Regions from separate parts of the Mus musculus genome. Here region 2 is linked to region 1. A link is a loop called in an ENCODE intact Hi-C map of the cell type or tissue named here. Cell type or tissue: heart. All regions are shown on one strand.

Region 1 (4,000 bases):
TATGACACAAGCTATAAATAGATCAGGCTCAGTCACCAGCCTCGGTTTCCTTATCTGAAACGTGACAGGCTGGACTCAGTCACTGCTGGCTAACTCTGTCATCTTTGTCCACTGTCTGTAGATGTTGTTTTCCAGTGTGACAATACTTCCTGCCCCTGCCACCTGCCTCTGTGTGTTTCTTGATCTCTCTTCATGTGTCTCTCTTCCTTGTTCCCTGTCTCTCTGTCTGTGTTCTTCTCTGCGTCTCTTCCTGCCTTTTGTGTTGGGTTCATTTCCGTCTTTACACAGTGCAGTAAGCCACTCGCTGCCATGCCTCCTCCTGACATTCCCCTGCTGCCACAGCAGCTCTCTGCATGGTTGTCTTTCGTCCAGTGTATTCGCCATACACGACTACCAGGTTGTCTCTGCCAGACATAGCAGCACACAGCCATGAGAAGCCAACAGAGACCCTTCCCCCAGACACAAGCCACTGTGTGCCCAGATGTTCAGCTTTGTGGATTCAACTTTGTCAAACCCAGGAGGACATAGGCTTTGTCCTATTGTGCTGGCCAACAATCCTGGATGGTATCTGCAGCTAGACTCATCACCAAAATGACTGAGTAGAAACTGTCACACAACTTAATCTCGTCTCATGCTTTCTCACATGGCTCCCCTTTGACCACAGAGCGTCCTGGCAGCGGTGTATCCAGTGCTCACAGGTTAGATTATCCCATTTTACAGACAGAACTCAAGTGCAAATTGCAGAAGCAGGATCAAGACCTCCTGGTTGTTACTGAGCTGCAGTAAAAACAAAACAAAACAAAACAAAACAAAACAAAACAAAACAACCCTTGTTTTCTTAAAAGTGCAGATGCAGAAGTGGACCCAGGCTAGAATCTCCCAGAAGCCTGGTAGGGCCGTCCCAACTCCTTTCTGTTTGCAGGATCTGCAAGCAGGGCAAGGTGTTAGATACATTAGGTCCTGCAATGACCTCCACCTGTGTGGGATGAGGCTGGGCCTCAAAGTGGTACAGAGACAGCACTGAGCACAAATGCTCTGCCAGGTTCTCCCTGAGGTATCTCTCTTCCCCTACCTGTCTTCACTCTAACCTCTTTCCACTGCAGCAGACAGTGGTCATAGAGAACACATTTCCCTGTCATTCCACAGCTTCCACGATGAGCGCTAGTCTCGTGTCCTTCACTGTAAGCCCTGGTGGACACAGGCTCTGACTTGAACAGAAATATACAGGTGTTATGCTTTGAGTGTAAAGTGTCCCCTAAAGGCTTGTGCCTTTGAACACTTGGTCCCCAGATGGTGGCAATATGTTTGAAAGGCTGTAAAACCTTTACGAACCAGAAGAAAGTGGTTTGCTGGAGAGCTGGGGAATTTTAGGGAGTAGTGTTAGGTCAGGTGCCATTTTGGATCCACCACATAGTGAGCTCTAGGCAAACCTGGGTGAGCGAATGAGATTCTCTCTCTGAAAAGGAGTAAAAAGAGGTCTGAAGATGTAGCTCAGTGGTGGAGTGTTTACTGAAGGTGGGTGTAGACACACTGGGTCCTAGGCCCAGAACAGAAAACAAACAAACAAACAAAAAGAAAACAATAACAATAACAACAACAATAACAACAAAAACCTCACTTAAGATTTGGATGTTTCTGTTATCTAGTGTGTATAAATTGTGCTTCAATTTGGAATATTGATAGGTCTTTCTTTCTTTCTTTCTTTCTTTCTTTCTTTCTTTTTTTTCATTTTGAAAGGACACCTGGTCAGTTTGTACCGGGTGTTTCTAGGTAGTTGGCCTCTTGTTTGAGAATGAAATAAAACCTTGAGCAGATCGAAAAGTAGCAAGGAAGCTTTGCAGGAAGCAAAGTGACCACGCTAATCAGAAAGAAATTCTCTATGAAGAGAAAGCAGCCACACCTCAGAGCACCAGCAGGCTCAGTTCCCTTCCTCCTCATTTCTCAGCCCCCAGAGATGGCCAGCAGCCCTGTGCTGTTCCTGGGCAACTGCTGTCTCCATGGACACTCAGCCTCTTGCCCCTGTTCCCAGTCTTCTGTCTCCGAGTGCTCTTTCTTTATGAGGACACTGACCTCTGGCTTGGGTCCAGCTTAACTCATCATGACTTGGTGTTGACTGACAGTATCTATAAAGAACCTTTTTCCAAGTGGAGTGGCCTCTGAGGTCCTAGGTGGACACACCTTGGGGAGAGGGGAGACTTGCCCCCCACCCCCACTCCCAGCTTCTATCTTCTCGGGTTCTTCACCTGGTGTCATCAAAACTAGATGCAGAAGTGTGTGAAGACCACACTGAATGAGCAGCTCCTCCCTCTAGACTGGCCCTCCTACCCAGCATTCCGGAGCTCCAATCAACAGGCTCTGGGCTCTCAGCCAGGCTCCTGTCCTCGGGGATTAACTTTGCTTTGAATGATGAGCTCCAAACACTTGCACTCTGGTTAAGAGGAAACACCGCGTGACCCAGCAACCAGGAGACAAGGTTGTTAACCTCAGGAGCAGGCTCACATTCTGTAGGAGTTCCAACACTGTTGCTGGGAACAGAAAAGTGTCCCACCCCTCCCCCTTACCCAAGCCCTTCCCTCACCCCCCTCCCCGTTTGCATTTGATCTTACAGTGAAGACAGACAGTGAGATATTAGCCATGTTATCAACCGCATAGGAAATGGTCTATGTTCTGCAGATCTTACATATACACATATGTTACAGCATGAAGTGCTCCCGAGGAGGTGGTTACCAGGGAGCACTGCAAAACTCACTCAGGACATAAGAATCCGAACAAGGGAAGGCTCCACCTCAGTGCCTGTAGCCTTGGTGACCTCCCGTGGATGGTCCTGTTCTTCCTTCCTCTCTCTAGTTGCTTTCCGAGGCCCCCATCCTCATCCTAATCCCATGAGCAGGAATGAGCCAACTTTCCATGGTCCCAGAGTATGTGTCAGTCTTGAAAAGTTCTAAGACAACTGGGTCTCTGATGTTGAAGTGAGCTCTCACTATGGCCCCTCTCCGGCTCCTACCCTCACTGAACATTTTAAACGTGAAAAGTACTTATAAGACAGTCAGAAACAAACACAAGCCCTAGGCCTGTGGACCAGAAAGAAAAAAGTGTCTCTAAAGCTGACGGAGGCAGAAGGAAGTCCCTCAATCATAAGTAGCACAGCACCCGTTCCTCCAACGCACAACATCCATATAAACAGAGGGAGTGGGGGTGGTTGCCCGTGCCTTAGCGAGGCTAGCAGGGCTAGGGCAGAACTCAGCTGACCTCTTAAGGGTGTGGCCAGACTCCAAAAGCAGCTATGGGACTGAAGCATCTTCTCCTTGTGAGAGCCCACAGCCCCGTTCCCCTCCCACCCCACCCCCCACCCCCAGCACTGTGGGAGCTCAGAGCCCTATATCCTCCTCCCAACAAGACATTGTGGGAGCACAGAGCCTTGTTCCCACCAGGGCATTGTGGGGGATCAGAGCCCTGTCCTACCCCCACCCCCCCGGGGCATTATGGGAGCTCAGAGCCCTGTTCCCACCAGGGCCTAGGGCGAAGGAAGGTGTTCTCCAGTGGTCTTCACAGTGTGTGTGAGCAGGTGTCTGACTCGAGTTCAACCGGAGGATGGGAAGCATCTTCGTACCCTGGAGGGAAGGATGGGGCACAGCCAACAATAGTGCTGGGTGTAGGAGACCGGAAGCGCTGGGATACAGGAGCAACTCAGGTGCTGAGGCAAACCCTGGACACTGGATCTTGGGTAGCCAGGATGGTTAAAGAAAGGAGGTTGGGGGAGGAGGAAGGAGAGCAATGTAAGGAAGAGAAGGATGGAAGAGGGGACTTCGTTAAGAAGGAAGGAAGTACCAAAAGCAGGACAGAAAGAAGACAGGATTCAAGAAAGATCTCTGAGCAAATTTAGTTTTATTATTATTATCATTATTATTATTTTTTTAAAGCTAGCCATGCCTGGTGGTGTGTGACTTTAATCCCAGCACTTGGGAGGCAAAGGAAGACAGATTGTTATGAGGCCAGCCTG
Region 2 (4,000 bases), 74 kb before region 1:
GTCCTTTTTGAATTAATTTGAGATAAGTGCAGTTTCAATACAGCTATCTAAAGATATGCTAAGAACTTAATTGCACCCATTTAAAAAAAGATGAACAGTATTCAACAAGAAACCTATTATAAATCAATAATAATTAAAATAGCATAATAATGATTCAAAAATAGAATAAGTCCTTTTGAAAAAAATAAAGAATATAAGCATCAGAATGTATTTAACACTAAATGAGAATGCAATTTATATACACCATTTAGATTTAGAAACTAGAAAAGTCAACTTTATAAAAGTGAATAATAATCAATATCACCATTTGGAAGCTTTAATTACAGAATAATGAGAAAACATGAAATATAAAATGGCCATGTAAAAACATCCATAAGTATTAAACATTTCATGAACCTGAAAGAGTAAGTTTTAAAGGGGACATGTGAACTGTGGAGAAAGGCTTATAATGAACGTGGTAGTGAAAGCCAGGATGTGTCCAGTGCGAAAATGAGCATCAGAAGACGCCACCTCTGTGCTGAACAGCTGGTGTGTGTGCGTGTGGCACACTGAAAAAGACACACGGTAACTAACTGTGCAGACGATGAAGAATACACCCAGTAACTAAGCTGGCCTGCTCAGAGTGGGAAATGCTGCTGCTGCTCTAGGGAGCCACAAAGAACACTGGAAGCCAGTGTCGTCGTTCTGTGGATTATAAAGCAACCCATCTTCTCATTCAAGCACGGTGACAGTTCATACCCAGACCAGAAAAATGTACCACAACCCCTCCCCAAACCTGAAATTTCACTCCTAAGAACTGAATGATAGCCAGTTATTCAATATAAAATAATATAGCGCAGTTAGAATGAATCAGTAGATAAGTGACCAGATTGTAACCCAAAAGGCACAGTGTCAGAATGGAGCCATCTCCTTGGTCTAGGAGAGGGTGATCTGGGTGCTAATGCTGTCAACCTGGGCCACTGACTCCCCTGTGCTGTGACAGTCCTTTAAGACCTGGCTGGGTCCCATTCAAGCTTGAGTTGTTTATTTCCCATTCTGTTTGGTATGGAATGTGATAATGCCCTTTGCCTGTCAGAGTTCCTGAACAGAACTGTAGATTTGCCTAACACGGCAAGATCCTTTAGCCGTCCACCATGTGGTGCCCAGTTTATCGTCTGCTGCTTGAGATGTGTTTCTATAGAGTCATTTTCTTAATAATGCTTCCACTTTCCAATGGTTCAAGAGCAACACAGCTCCCTTAGAAGCTGCCTGTGGGATCTGCCCAGCTTCGGGACCCTCTCCCCAGGTGCTGCTTGCACTTTCATCAGCCCTGTGATGATAATAGGGAGCCGCAGGCACTCGTCAGTGCTCTGTGTGGCCGGGCTGCGGTATCCTGTAGGCAGTGTGTCACATGCATTTCTGATAATGTATGAATAGTGTGTTCACTTAAACCCAGGTGTATCAGGATGTGGCCTCATGAACAGGATCAAAGCCAAGTAGAAGATTCTGGCTGTGGGTCAGACTGAGGCAGGGAGGGAAAGTGGGGTCTCTTTAAAAGTCCTAGCAGTAAAGGGCTGGGGAGAGGGCTCAGTCAGTAAAGGGCTAGGTGCACAGACGTGAGGACCTATGTGAAAAATCACCCATGGTCACTCTGATCAGTGCCGCACAAGGCACGGTGATCTCTGTACCAGGAGAGCAGCGGCTCTCAGCCTTGGGTCTCTCCAGCCAGCTAGCTCACCCCAGTCAGTGAGTGGTCCAGGCCAGTGAGAGGCCCTGTTTTAAAAACAAGATTGACAGCATCCTAAGGAATAGTAGTAGCCAGAGTGGACCTCTGGTCTGCACACACACCTACATACACATGAGCATGCACGTACACACAGGTCCTGGAGTTCGTGGCTCCCGTTCATCGTTAGAATGTCAGGAGCACTGGTGTGGTTCTAAGAGTTGGTGCCTTAGATGCTGAGCAAGCCTGAGATGTGGTCATGGTCCAAGTACATCGCTCATTAAGGTGCAGGTTACTGCACCATGTGCCTGCAGCTGAGGATCAAGTGCTACATGGGTAATGCAGCTCCCTGTTGGGCTGAGTGGGTACAGGATCTCTGTCATGTGTCAGAGTGTCGGAGTAGGTCAGTTAAAGGACCTGCATGCCCGTGGCAGGTGTTAGGTGGGGGCTGTGCAGTTGGCAAACCCTGATGTGACGAGTCACTGGATGGGCCCAGGGCACCATGAGCTTCTGCGCCTTTAGCGCTGTGTGGCTGCAGTGACTTTCCATCATGTGCTCCTGGCAGCCTCAGCACCACTACCCTTTTTAATTAACTGGTAGTATGTGACCCTACATCAACCGAACAGGCAGGTCACCTCATTAAGAGGCCTGCACAGCAGCCAGCAGGAGACAGAGCTCCCAGTGCGCCTGGGTACTGCTCCTCCCCGTTAATCAGTCCCTGTGAGAAGGGAGGGCCTCCTCAGTACTCGCTGGCAGATCACATCCCCCCTTTCCCAGCCGCAAATTCATGCACGCACTCAGTCCAGGGGCAGGGTGATGCTCTGTAACCACAAGGTGCTTTCTGCCTACTGTGCAGCGTTGCTGGCCAGCCTGAGTTCTGGGTCAGAGTTCAGTCCCAAGCGGCTGGGCTGCTCCTTTTTCCTTTTCTTTCCAATCCAACTTCCTGGAAACAGTGAATGCCAAGTTCATAATGCCTGTGGTAGGAGGTCCTGAGTCTTACTTGCTTGTGGCTATTGCTGCTGGCATTGCTGGGACCTCTGAGCTTCGTGCAGTTTCTAGTGAGAGGCCCCAGCTGGCTGCTGTCACCACCACTGTTCTTAAATTCAAAGCATGGATCATTCCTGTCAGTCTGAAATGATGGCATCTGTGGTTGATCCATTGTGTCAGACACTACCACCCGACTTCTAAGTAGGACACATGAAATGTTACCTCACCGTGGTATGTGACACTATTTAATACCTGGCTGTGTCTTTACACATTCAGAGACAAGAGAACACACACCTATTCAAACATATGCCAGCACTCTATGCATGCTGTACTCACACAACCCCGTATTTCAAGCCTTAGAAGGGTCCCTGAGATCCTCAAGGTCAGAGAGATCTTCCTGTTCACAGGAGAATTCTCAATCTTATTTCAGGTCTTGACTCAGATGAAGAACTCGGGCTTCTCTGTCACCACGCCTCCTACCTAGGTGATTGACACGCGTTCTTGCTGTTTTGTAGCCTGTTTTGTATTCCATACGTCTGCACGCCTGCATGGTGGTCCACATACTGTGTTGGGGGTGCACAGGGACGTGTGCCCTGGCTGTCCTGTCTCGGGAATGTTCTCGAGCTCATGGGAGCTTGCAGCAGGGTCCATCTCCATGGTTGTCACCAGCCACGTCATCCAGCTTGCTAAACCACACACAGCCAGGAGCTTTAGATTCCTCGGAGTGTGGAAAGAAGAAAGCCAACTTGCTCTGTAGCTGTGGTATATGCACCATACCCTCCCTGTGGAGGGCACCCAGCCTCATGCTTCTTCATTGCCACCAGCTTGCCTGAGTTTCTGTTTCTCCATTTTGTTTCAAACAGGGCATTGTGGTAAGGAGGGTCAGCAGATTCCATTCAGTAAATTGGTCTTTACAAAATCACGTGAACTGGTGGCTCTCACCAACCTCCTTTCTTTCTGTTCCTCATCTCCAGACCAGAGGGTAGCCTCCTTCTGTACCCTGACCGACCTCCAGCATGGACAAGAACTAGAAGGGGCCCCAGAGCTGTCCTTGTGTGTAGATCCCACCAGTGGCAAAGAGTTCATGGATACACCTGGGTATGTAGACCCTCCCTCCCACTGTCCCAACGCTTAGAGACCCTGGGCCAGGCTGGAGAGAGTCTGGCAGTGGGACTAACTCAGATACTAGAAATGATAACACTTGTCTGTGTGACCATCATACTGCATAGACAGCTGCCTAACTTCTACAAAAGCACCAGGCACTGACTCTCATCATCCAGTCTTGGCCAGCCAGGCCACACGTGCTGTAGG

Evidence for each region. Peaks named below come from ENCODE experiments on the same cell type or tissue, not always from the same donor. Only the 100,000 strongest peaks of a DNase experiment are listed, where the experiment ranks them.
Region 2: a loop joins it to region 1, with 2.0 times the contacts of the local background. A loop is called at or near these places in 1 of 42 quality-filtered maps.

Annotation. Positions count from the first base shown.
Region 1 is chr8:125,347,898-125,351,897 of GRCm38, reverse strand. No RefSeq gene overlaps it. Among named protein-coding and RNA genes, the nearest start is that of Gm30713, 36 kb to the left of the region's middle. In heart, no CTCF peak of the experiment used is centred here; DNase peaks (open chromatin) are centred at 77, 2,067 and 2,387; H3K4me3 peaks cover 301 bases; H3K27ac peaks cover 4,000 bases.
Region 2 is chr8:125,422,366-125,426,365 of GRCm38, reverse strand. It overlaps Sipa1l2 (signal-induced proliferation-associated 1 like 2), which reads left to right. Exons shown (of 22, transcript NM_001357372.1): 20 at 3,664-3,787. Among named protein-coding and RNA genes, the nearest start is that of Gm30713, 38 kb to the right of the region's middle. In heart, no CTCF peak of the experiment used is centred here; a DNase peak (open chromatin) is centred at 2,195.